Regions from separate parts of the Homo sapiens genome. Here region 2 is linked to region 1. Evidence: read pairs that join two places in POLR2A ChIA-PET (ENCODE). Cell type or tissue: A673. All regions are shown on one strand. Links, peaks and the distances in the headings refer to the core of each region. The heading gives the core; the rest is flanking DNA.

Region 1 (5,383 bases), core at 322-5,321:
AGTGTTATCTTTTTGTATACCTGATTTTATTTTGTAAGTTCTATTCTACTTTTCTACTTTGCCTGGAGTATTTTTTATTGAGTACCACACATAGTGTATGAAAAAATGCAGAGATGGTTTGAGGCTTTAGATGATAGTATCTTCCTCCAGAGAGGATTCATGTTTACTTCCGGCATAAAGTGGGCTAGGGGAGGCCGGGCACGGCGGCTCACGCCTGTAATCCTAGCACTTTGCCGGGCCGAGGCGGGCGGATCACCTGTGATCAGGAGTTCGAGACCAGCCTGGCCAACATGGCGAAACCCCATCTCTACTAAAAATACAAAAAAATTAGCTGGGTATGGTGGTGCTCACCTATAGTCCCAGCTACTTGGGAGGCTAAGGCAGGAGAATCTCTTGAACCCGGGTGGCAGAGGGTGCAGTGAGCCAAGATTGCACCACTGCACTCCAGCCTGGGAGACAGAGTGAGACTCCGTCTCAATTTAAAAAATAAATAAATAAATAAAAATAAGTGGGCTAGGGGCATAAGATCTTAATCTAATTTTTTGAGCTGATTTGAAGCTGGACTTCATTCCTTGTGAGAGTTAGTCTATTTTCCATTCACCCTTACTCTAAGAATGGAGTGCTTTGTGGTCCCAATCAAAAGCCTGGATTGTTTGCCAGAACTTCTCTTCCATAAAGGGCACTGAAACCCAAACTGTGCCCACCTGGCCCTGTCAAAGTGCTAAACCTCTGTTTTCCCTTTTGCCACTCAGTTGTCTTCCAAATTAGCAACTGCCTCAAGGAGAGATGCAGTGCCCGGTGCCAGGCTTGCCTCTCTTAGCTTCCATCTCTTCTGGATCTTGGCTCTACAAATTGCCTTGCTAGTTCTCTGATAATTCCAAGCACATGGGTTTTGGATTTTCCCTTGTTAACTATTCTGTCTAGCTTTTCTAGTCATTCTTAATGGCAGGATTGCTCTGAAATAAACTAGTCAGCCATATCCAGAAGCAGAATTCTACATATACATGAGTGAAAAATGTTATCATAATATAAATACTTTCTAATAACTTGCTTTTCTCACTTATCCATATATGAACCATCCACATCTTTCATAAGTATGTCAATATTAATTTGTGCAATAATTTAATGCTAGATAGAATTTCTACCATTCTATGATTGTAGCATAATTTTTAGCCAAATGGTTATAATTGTGTATTTCAAGCATTTTTCAATTTTTTCTCTCTTATAAACAGCAATATGATCTCATCTTCATATATACATTTGTAAGTAGTTGTAATTATATCCTATGTATCATATCTCAAAGTAAAAATTTATTTAAAAAGTATGAATATTTGAAAGGTTTTCTTGTTTCACTAAAGGTCCCTCTAGGAAAATCATACTAATTTATATTTCTACCAGTGGTACATAAGTGCCAATTTCTCTTTCTTTATTTTTTTTTTTTTTTTTGAGATGGAATCTCGCTCTGTCACGCAGGCTGGAGTGCAGGGGGGCAATCTCAGCTCACTGCAACTTCTGCCTCCCAGGTTAAAGCGATTCTCCTGCCTCGGCCTCCAGTGTAGCTGGGACTACAGGCCTGTGCCACCACACCTGGCTAATTTTTTTGTATTTTTAGTAGTGACAGGTTTTGCCATGTTGGCCAGGCTGGTCTCGAACTCCTGGCCTCAACTGATCTGCCTGCCTTGGCCTCCCAAAGTGCTAGGATTACAGGCTTGAGCTGCCACGCCCAGCTGATTTCCCTATATTTTTAAGCTTTTTTTTTTTTTTTTAGAGACAGGGTCTCACTGTGTCACCCAGGCTGGAGTACAGTGGCGTGATCATGGCTAACTGTATCCTGGAACTCCTGGGCTCAAGGGATCCTCCTGTCTCAGCCTTCCAGGTAGTTGGGACTACAGGAACCTACCGCTACACACTATACCTGGCTTTTTTTTTTTTTTTTTGGTTGGGGGGTTTCACTCTGTCACTCAGGCTGGAGTGCAGTAGCGTGATCATGGCTCACTGCAGCCTTGACCTCCACAGGCTCATGTGATCTTTCCACCTCAGCCTCCCAAGTAGCTGGGACTACAGGTGCATGTCACCACACTTGGCTAATTTTTATATTTTTTTGTTTTTGTTTTTTTGAGACAGTGTCTCACTCTCATCCAGGCTGGAGTGCAGTGGTGTGATCTCAGCTCACTGCAACCACCGCCTCCTGGGTTCAAGTGATTCTCCTGCCTCAGCTTCCTGAGTAGCTGGGATTACAGGCATGCACCACCATGCCTGGCTAATTCTTGTATTTTCAGTAGAGACAGTTTTCACCATGTTGCCCAGGCTGGTCTCGAACTCCTGACCTCAAGTGATCCTCCCACCTCAGCCTCCCAAAGTGCTGGGATTACAGGTGTGAGCCGCCACCATGCTCGGCCTAAGTATTTTCTAAATAATTCTATTATTAAAACTCAGTATTCTCTATTAAAGCTTGCCTGCGTCTGACTTATGAACAAGTATTTTCTACACGATTCTTTTATATTCTTATGGTGGGAACACTGTTGGGGTCACAAAGAAAAAAAATAAACTTGCACCCTGACTTTCCAGAGCTCATGATTCCTCACAGATGGTCTTCCATGACCCCCTTTTCATGAAGGTCCATGGTGATGTTCCTGGAAGGCCTGAATCCTCTGTAGACAGGTTCACCTCCTTGAGCTCTTACCAGTTATAGATGTATTTTGGACCTTGCCTTTATCTTGAACTACAATTATGTATTACAGCTCACAGTCCAGGATGGCTCCTTTATCTCTTTCTGTCGACGCTACATATTCACATAAGATGGCTGTAGTTTCTTTTTATTCCTTTATGTTACTCTCTTAAACTTGTCCTGTTTGAACCCTATTCTATGGTTCTTACCACTCACCCAGTTTACCAAAATCACTCACTCAGGTCAGAGGTCAACAAACTATGGCTCCCAGGTACAAATCTGTCCTGCCACCTGTTTGTGTAAATAAAGTTTCATCACAATACAGTCATGTTCACTCTATAGGTATTGTCTATGGCTGCTTAGTGATATCACTGTGGAGTTGGGTAACTGGGGCAGAGACCACAAGGTTCATGAAGCCTAAAATATTTACTTTCTGGCCTTTATGGAAAAAGTTTGCCAGCCCCTGATCTAAAGGCTGGCTATCCTTCTAACTCTATAAGAAGATCTTGAACTTCATAAAGATTTCCTCACTGCCAGATTAAGCAGCTGCACAAACCAAACCCCCAGCTCCCCCACTCCAGTGGATACAGAGCTCTTATCTGCTCAGTATCACTTTATTTAGGGCTTTAGGGCGTACCACCCCCTCCTTCCTGAATAAATCATTCTCAGTTTCTGGATTCAGATGAGATTATCTTGTCCCCTCCCACCACCCCAGGCCACTCAGAGTCCTCCCTGCGACTCTTGGCAGATCTGTCATGAAAGACAGCTCCCTTTAATCTAGGCTCTCAACCTGTTAGCATGATGAAGGCCTAAGGCTGACAGCAACTGTCTTGCTCCCATATGGAAGGAGCCCACCTAATAGTTATGCCAGCAGAGGTCAGGGAGCCAAAATAGGAACCCACAGAGTCCTGATTCCCTTCTTTGAATCCCTAGATGGACTATTCAGAAGCCAGCTTCATGTTCTGCAATTTTCTTCTTAAAACTTGACTGTGACTGATTCATAAATACTAGAATTCCCTGTTACATGAGCCCATTAATTACTCTTTCTGCCTAAGTTAGTTTTCACAGGGTTTCTGTGAAACTGAAAGAGTCTGGACAAGCATAAAAACTGGGACCATGGCCAGGTGTGGTGGCAAACACCTGTAATCTCAGCCACCCAGGAGGCCGAGGCAGGAGAATGGCTTAAGCCCAGGAGTTCGAGGTCACAGTGTGCTATGATTGTTTCATTGCAGTCTAGCCTGGGTGATAGAGCAAGACCCTATCTCTATTAAATAAATACATAGAAACCGGGACCAGGAGTGAAAGGTGCCAGAAGAAAATTGATTAGGTAAATGGTATGCATGAGGCTGAGTGGAAGACAGCAGAAATCTCAGAGTTTGGGAAGTTGATGAGCCTTGGTGCCAGTGAACCTCGATTTGAAGCTGGCTTCATAGACCAAACCTCCAACTCCCCCATTCCAGTGGATACGGGACTGTTATCTGTTCAGTGTCACTTTTTTTAGGGTATACCATCCCCTCCTTCCTGAATAAATCATCCTCTGTCCCTAGATGCAGGAGGGATGATTTTATCCCCTCCCACCACCCCAGGCCAATCAGAGTCAGGTATCTCTTGTGCCTTTGGACTCAAATCACTTATAGACTTTGGATCTGGGAAGTGCAGAGAATGAAGTTTTACAATGGTGCTTCCTCATCGACATCAAGAAACACAGTCTGTGTCAGGCACCACTGATCTAAATAGATGAGGGTGCTCCCTGCCAGAGGCAATTGGCCTGGAGGCTTTCAATACCAGGCACTGCCCAGCTGTCTGGGACTCGGGGCACGGACGGCCACCGTAATGGTGTGCCACACAGCCCAGTGTTTAGGAAGTTCTTAGTCTAAAAAAACCAGGCTGAGTGTGCTGATTACTTTTGTGGCTTTCAGTAAGTTGCAAGAAGAAATAGACAGGCTTCAGCCGAATTGGCACATCAGGAGGCCATGCAGTCTTGGATAAAAGCCACGGAATCTTGCAGAAGGAGGACTTTCCAGCCTGCACCAACAATCCCAAATTGGAAGAGGCATGTTTCCTGCAGAATGCAAAAGCTGTATGAACGCTCCCAAGTTGGAGTAAGTGAGAGTTAGTCAGAGAGGCGGGTAAACACCTGGGAAGTAAGCCTGAGAGCAGGCTTACAGGCTGGGTGTGTGACCTGCATGGTCACACATCACCCCACACTTAGAAGGGCCCTATGCTTGGTTTACTGCTCTATTCTCATAGTCTTTAAACTATTAATATGCTTTGAACAAGGGCACACATTTTTATTTTGCAAATGTAGCTGGTCCTGCCTGGGACTCTGGAGAAGTCAGAGAATCAAGTGACCCTGATCCTCCAAGATCCTTGGATCTAGCACCAGGCTCCTCCCTCCTCCTGCTGAGTACTAATTACTGGCTGAGTAATAATTTCCCCCATTGCCAGGCCTGGGGTATATCCAGGGAAACAGGGGCAGATTAACCCTGCCTATCACCTCAATCAACTCACTCAGAGGCAGAGAACTACCCTGAAAGAATAAGACCTTGGGCCCTAAGGGGCAGAGGGCTGAGCTTCCAGTGATGAGGTTTAGATTCAAAAGCCTGGACTCAATAAGCTTCTGGCTGCGGTTTCTTCTCAGTTTTCAAGGGAGTTATATCACCAGGACAGTCCCAAACTTGATGACTGTTTAATTCCCTAAGCCCATGGCTCTCA
Region 2 (5,383 bases), core at 213-5,212, 500 kb after region 1:
CTGTTCTCTGCACCTCTGTGGATAGAGCACAAGACTGCCTTGAAGCTTCTAGCAGACTTACCACCCTGCTGGCTTATTAGCTTGTAATCAGCCACACCCCACGGAACTCATTCTCTCTCCTCTCATACTGATTTTTGTGCAGCTGATTTCAACACCCAAATGCAGGCACGCTATATTTTGGTCAAAACTTCCAAGTCATTTCTGACTACCTACTAATACATATGTCAAGAGTTTTACTCAATTAGAGACCTTTTATTTTCATTTGTAAAAAAAAAAAAAACAAAAACAGAATTTTACAAGTGATAAATGTCTTTAGCCTTGTTCCTAAGTTTAAGAGAGTTTACACAGATCTTTAGTTAAATAAAGCTAGATTAGTGAACACCTAGTAAATTATTACAAATGCAGTAGTAAAATCAAGCCCTACTTCAATCATAGTTATAAACTGGAAATAAACTATAAATTTGAAGAGAATAAAGTTTTCTCCATGAAAAATTCTAATGAACCAAGTTTCACATAACACATATTTAGAATCTAAATTACAAGTACTCCTTAGAATTACTAAAAATAACCTCTTAATTTATGAGAAAGCTCTTCACTATTTTTAACAAAGAATTTTAAAACTCAACTTTAAGATAACGAGATGCAGAATATAGATTTAATTTCACTTTTACGATAACAGTTTTGTAAATATTTGGTAACCTTTTCCTTGTCTATTTAGAGAGCCTAATGGCTGGCTGAAAGCTTGTCATCTCAAAGAACCACGTCAGCTGCCCCAATTCTTTGAATTTTTTTTTTTGTCTTTTTTTTAGTAGAGATGGGGTTTCACCATATTGGCCAGGCTGGTCTCGAACTCCTTATCTCATGATCCACCCACCTCAGCCTCCCAAAGTGCTGGGATTACAGGCGTGAGCCACCGTGCCCAGCCTGAATTTTTAAAAAAACAAATGGCAACCAGCGTCTGTAGTTACTGGCTTCAGTTATAACCTCTTGGCAAGGTTGAATTAAAAACTATGGGGCTTGTAATTTTCTGTTTTCATATGGCCAATAATACTGAGGGGGGCCAGGTGCAGTGGCTCATACATGTATTCCCAGCATTTTTGGAGGCCGAAGGGAGAGGATCACCTGAGGTCAGGAGTTCGAGACCAGCCTGGCCAACATGGCAAAACCCCATGTCTACTAAAAATACAAAAATTAGCCAGGCATGGTGGTACATGCCTGTAATCCCAACTACTCAGGAGGCTGAGGCAGGAGAATCGCTTGAACCTGGCAGATGGAGGCGGCAGTGAGTGAGCCAAGATGGCGCCACTGCACTCCAGCCTGGGGGACAAAGCAAGACCCCATCTCAAAACAAAACAAAACAAAAACAAACAAACACTGAGGGGGAGGTCTCTTCAATTTCATCCCTGTGTTGAGCTGAAATCCATTGTATTTATTTGAGGGGGCTGTATCTTTACAATGATATGGTAATAGTCTACCCAGGGTCTCCAACAGAGGCTAAATGGGTACTCGGAAACTGTCCATGTAAAATGTAGTAACTTCCTCCCTTGTCTGAATTTGGATGTCACCCTCATTGGTAGCAGATCAGGCAAAAGCACACTCGATCTGTTATTTTTGTCATAACCTCACTTACCTAAGTCAACCTCACACCCATGCATATCCTTACACATGTCATTTACTTGTTATGTTTAAAGCCTCTCCTACTTGGTCAATAGCTGTTTTTGATGAGAGTTATCTCTCTTGTTGACGTATATCTTTCTGCTTTTTCGTATAGTTCTAGAATCGTCCAGACAATCAATAGTAAATTCTTATCACAAATCCTCTTGGCAAGAATGAGAGACAAATCTAAAATGTTAAATAATAAATACTTAAAAGCCAGGTAGCATAGAATCTGAAGTCAGGAAATCTGGTTTTAAGTTTCCACTATTTTTTCATCTGACCTGGGGCAAGCAATTTAAACTCTCCAAACTTCAATTTCCGTAGTCATAAAACTGTGGAAATACACCTTGTGAGGATCACATAAAATAACAGTGAATATCTGCCAAGTAATTACTAAATGTCAGACTGTGATTTGAGGGCTTAAAAGTATTAACTCATTCAAGCTTCACAGCAAACTCCATGAGAGTCCTCTGCTCCCACCATTTTTGTAGATGAAGAAAATGAGGCCCAGATGATGAAACCAGGAAAATGAGTCCAAGGTCCCATGGATAGGAAAAAGTGGAGCTGGGATTTGAAGCTAAACGGCCTGACTCCAGAACCTTGAGCACTACACTGTATATCCTCTATTATGACATCTGCAAATACCTTTTTTTTTTTTTTTGAGACAGAGTCTCGCTCTGTTGTCCTGCCTGGAGTGCAGTGGCATGATCTCGGCTCACTGAAACCTCTACCTCCCAGGTTAAGGTAGATTCTCCTGCCTCAGCCTCCCGAAGTGCTGGCATTACAGGCTTGCACCACCACGCCTGGCTAATTTTTGTATTATTTTAGTAAAGACGGAGTGTCACCATGTTGGCCAGGCTGGTCTCAAACTCCTGACCTCAAGTCATCCACCCGCCTCTACCTCCCAGTGCTGGGATTACAGGCATAAGCCACCATGCCCAGCCTTGCAAATACCTTTTATTAACTAGAAAGTGATGAACCCATGAATCATTATTTCCTATTTTGTAATTCATATAGTCTATTTCAATGCAGCAGGATATGTCCTTAAAAGTGTTATAGGGCATTTCATTATTCACTGTCTACCCAGGTCAATCACAGCCGCACAATGAGATGAGTTACAACTGTATTGGTAAATAGATCAACCAGACCAGCGCTTCCCAAATTTGCAGAAATCAACTGCAATGGATTGCAAATGCTTGGGTCCCACCCCAGAGCTACTAAACTTTCTGGGGAGAACCCAGCAATCTGTATTAAAAACAACAACAACATAAAGACCCCCAGACTATTCTGAGGGCCAGTTAGACCTGAGAATGAGTAGACTGGCAGGTGGCTGGAGAGCTCTTTCAACAATCTGATTCCACGAATTCCTGAGAAACTTCTTGGCTCAGTGGTCAGTTTGAAACAATTTCCTACTGTTAAGTTATCACATCATTCGGGCAGCTGGCTTCATGAGCAACTTTTAACATTCTCTAGGGAGTCCATAAGCCACTTCATGAATTTTTCATACCAAACACTTGAGGCAGGATTGACTCATCTGTGATTTGTTACAACCATAGTTCTATGAATTAGAAGGACCGTTGGTCACGTTTCAGATTTTCCACTGGATCACATTACAGACATAAAAGTAATGTGTAGGCTGGGCCCGGTGGCTTACGCCTGTAATCCCAGCACTTTGGGAGGCCGAGGTGGGTGGATCACCTGAGGTCAGGAGTTTGAGACCAACCTGGCCAACATGGTGAAACCCCATCTCTACTAAAAATGCAAGATTAATTGGGCGTGGTGGCACGTGCCTGTAATCCCAGCTACTCCAGAGGCTGAGGCAGAAGAATCACTTGAACCTGGGAGGCGGAGGTTGCAGTGAGCCGAGATTGCGCCATTGCACTCCAGCCTGGGCAACAGGGCAAAACTCCATCTCAAAAAAAAAAAGAAAAAAAGTAATGTATATACTTACTATGTGCAATGCTTTTGTGCTATGCCAGGCACAAGGAAATACTGAAAATCTTTCTTGACACTGGTAAATCTGGGCTTAATAACTGGTTTGTAGAAATAAGTGTAATTATTATTAGAGGGGAATTATTTTATCATACAAATGTTATTAAAGCTACTCTCATGCTATAATTTTAAAAAGATGACATTAACTACAGCTAAATATAATAATTCATTTTCATGAAATTTTTATTTTTTAGTGATTTGTCTTAGTTGTTCAGGCTGCTAAACAGAATGTCATAGAATGGGTGACTTATAAACAGCAGAAATTTATTTCTCACAGTTCTGGGGGCTGGGAAATCCAAGATCAAGGCGTTCACAGACACCTTCTAGCTGTGTCCTCATATGGTAGAAGGGACAAGGGAGCTCTCTGGGCCCTCTTCTATAAGGGCACGAGTCCCATTCATGAGGCTTTGCCGTCATGACCCAATCAGTCCCCAAAGTCCCCATCTCCTAATACTGCCACCCTGGGAGGAATCCGGTACGTGAATCTGGGAGGGACACAAATGTTCAATCTATATTAGGATTTAAGGTTAATGGCAAACTGTCTAGGAGTTTTAGGTAAAAAGTGAGGGCCAAGAAAAGAGAAATATTCTGTGCATTAGACTCATGGATGTGATATGTGACTGCTCCTGTCTTATTCTTCACACCATGTGACTTTTTAAAATCTACGAAAAGCCTATTATTTTTTTAAAAAGGATACATAATACCAAAAGGTGTTCAATTATAAATATTTTGTTCTTACTTAAGTCACCCACCCGCTAAGACCACCCTCCCTCAAGGTAGCCACTGATACTTACATCCTTCCAGAAATGTTCTATGCATGTGAGTGTGCGTGTGTTTGTGTGTGTGTGCATGCATGTGTGTTTGTGTGTGTTTGTGTGTGTTTGTGTGTGTGCGTGTGTTTGTGTGTGCGTGTGTGTGTGTGTGTTTGTGTGTGTGTGTGTGTGCTCAGTGGTTCGATGCAGCGCTCTGCATCAGGGCTGGGTTTGAATCCTGGCTCAGTCACTATCAGTGCAACATTGACCAAGTTCCATTTCCTCAGTTGTAAAAAAGGGATATTAATATCTATTAAATACCTCATAGCTGGCCAGGCATGGTGGCTCACGCCTGGAATCCCAGCACTTTGGGAGGCCAAGGTGGGTGGATCACGAGGTCAAGAGTTCAAGACCAGCCTGGTCAACATGTTGAAACCCCATGTCTACTAAGAATACAAAAATTAGCCGGGGGTGGTGGCGGGCACCTGTAATCTCAGCTACTCGGGAGGCTGAGGCAGGAGTATTGCTTGAACCCGGGAGGCGGAGCTTGCAGTGAGCCGAGATCGCGCCACTGCACTCCAGCCTGGGCAACAGAGCGAGACTCTGTCTCAAAACAAAAAACAAAAAAACAAAACACCTCATAGCTCTTAGCAAAATAAGAGAAATACAAGAAAAATGAAAAATTCTACCTCATAGGGTTGTGGGAACATGAATTAGATGAGTTAATACATATAAAGTGCTTGGAACTGAGCCTGGCATATTACAAGTACTGATAAATATTAGATATTTGTATTATTATACCTGAGTCCCTGTGTTTACACGTAGAAGCTCATTTCACATAGCCTCACTCAATACATCCACGTTTACAGCAGCACCTGCCCTTTAAGCAGCGCAAGACCACAGTGTGAGTGGACCCATGTGATTTACCATTTCCCTGTAGGTGGAAATCAACTCTGTGATTTTGCTTTTACCAATAAGATTGT

What was found. Peaks named below come from ENCODE experiments on the same cell type or tissue, not always from the same donor. Only the 100,000 strongest peaks of a DNase experiment are listed, where the experiment ranks them.
Region 2: POLR2A ChIA-PET joins it to region 1 with 5 read pairs; 1 of 35 experiments calls an interaction of 5 or more read pairs at or near these places.

Annotation. Positions count from the first base shown.
Region 1 is chr13:98,584,562-98,589,944 of GRCh38, reverse strand. No RefSeq gene overlaps it. Among named protein-coding and RNA genes, the nearest start is that of STK24-AS1, 10 kb to the right of the region's middle. In A673, for the core only: no CTCF peak of the experiment used is centred there; DNase peaks (open chromatin) are centred at 3,324 and 4,654; H3K27ac peaks cover 2,152 bases.
Region 2 is chr13:98,081,449-98,086,831 of GRCh38, reverse strand. The region is part of intron 1 of LOC105370328 (a long non-coding RNA gene); the gene reads left to right. Among named protein-coding and RNA genes, the nearest start is that of FARP1, 59 kb to the left of the region's middle. In A673, for the core only: a CTCF peak has its summit at 3,122; a DNase peak (open chromatin) is centred at 3,161.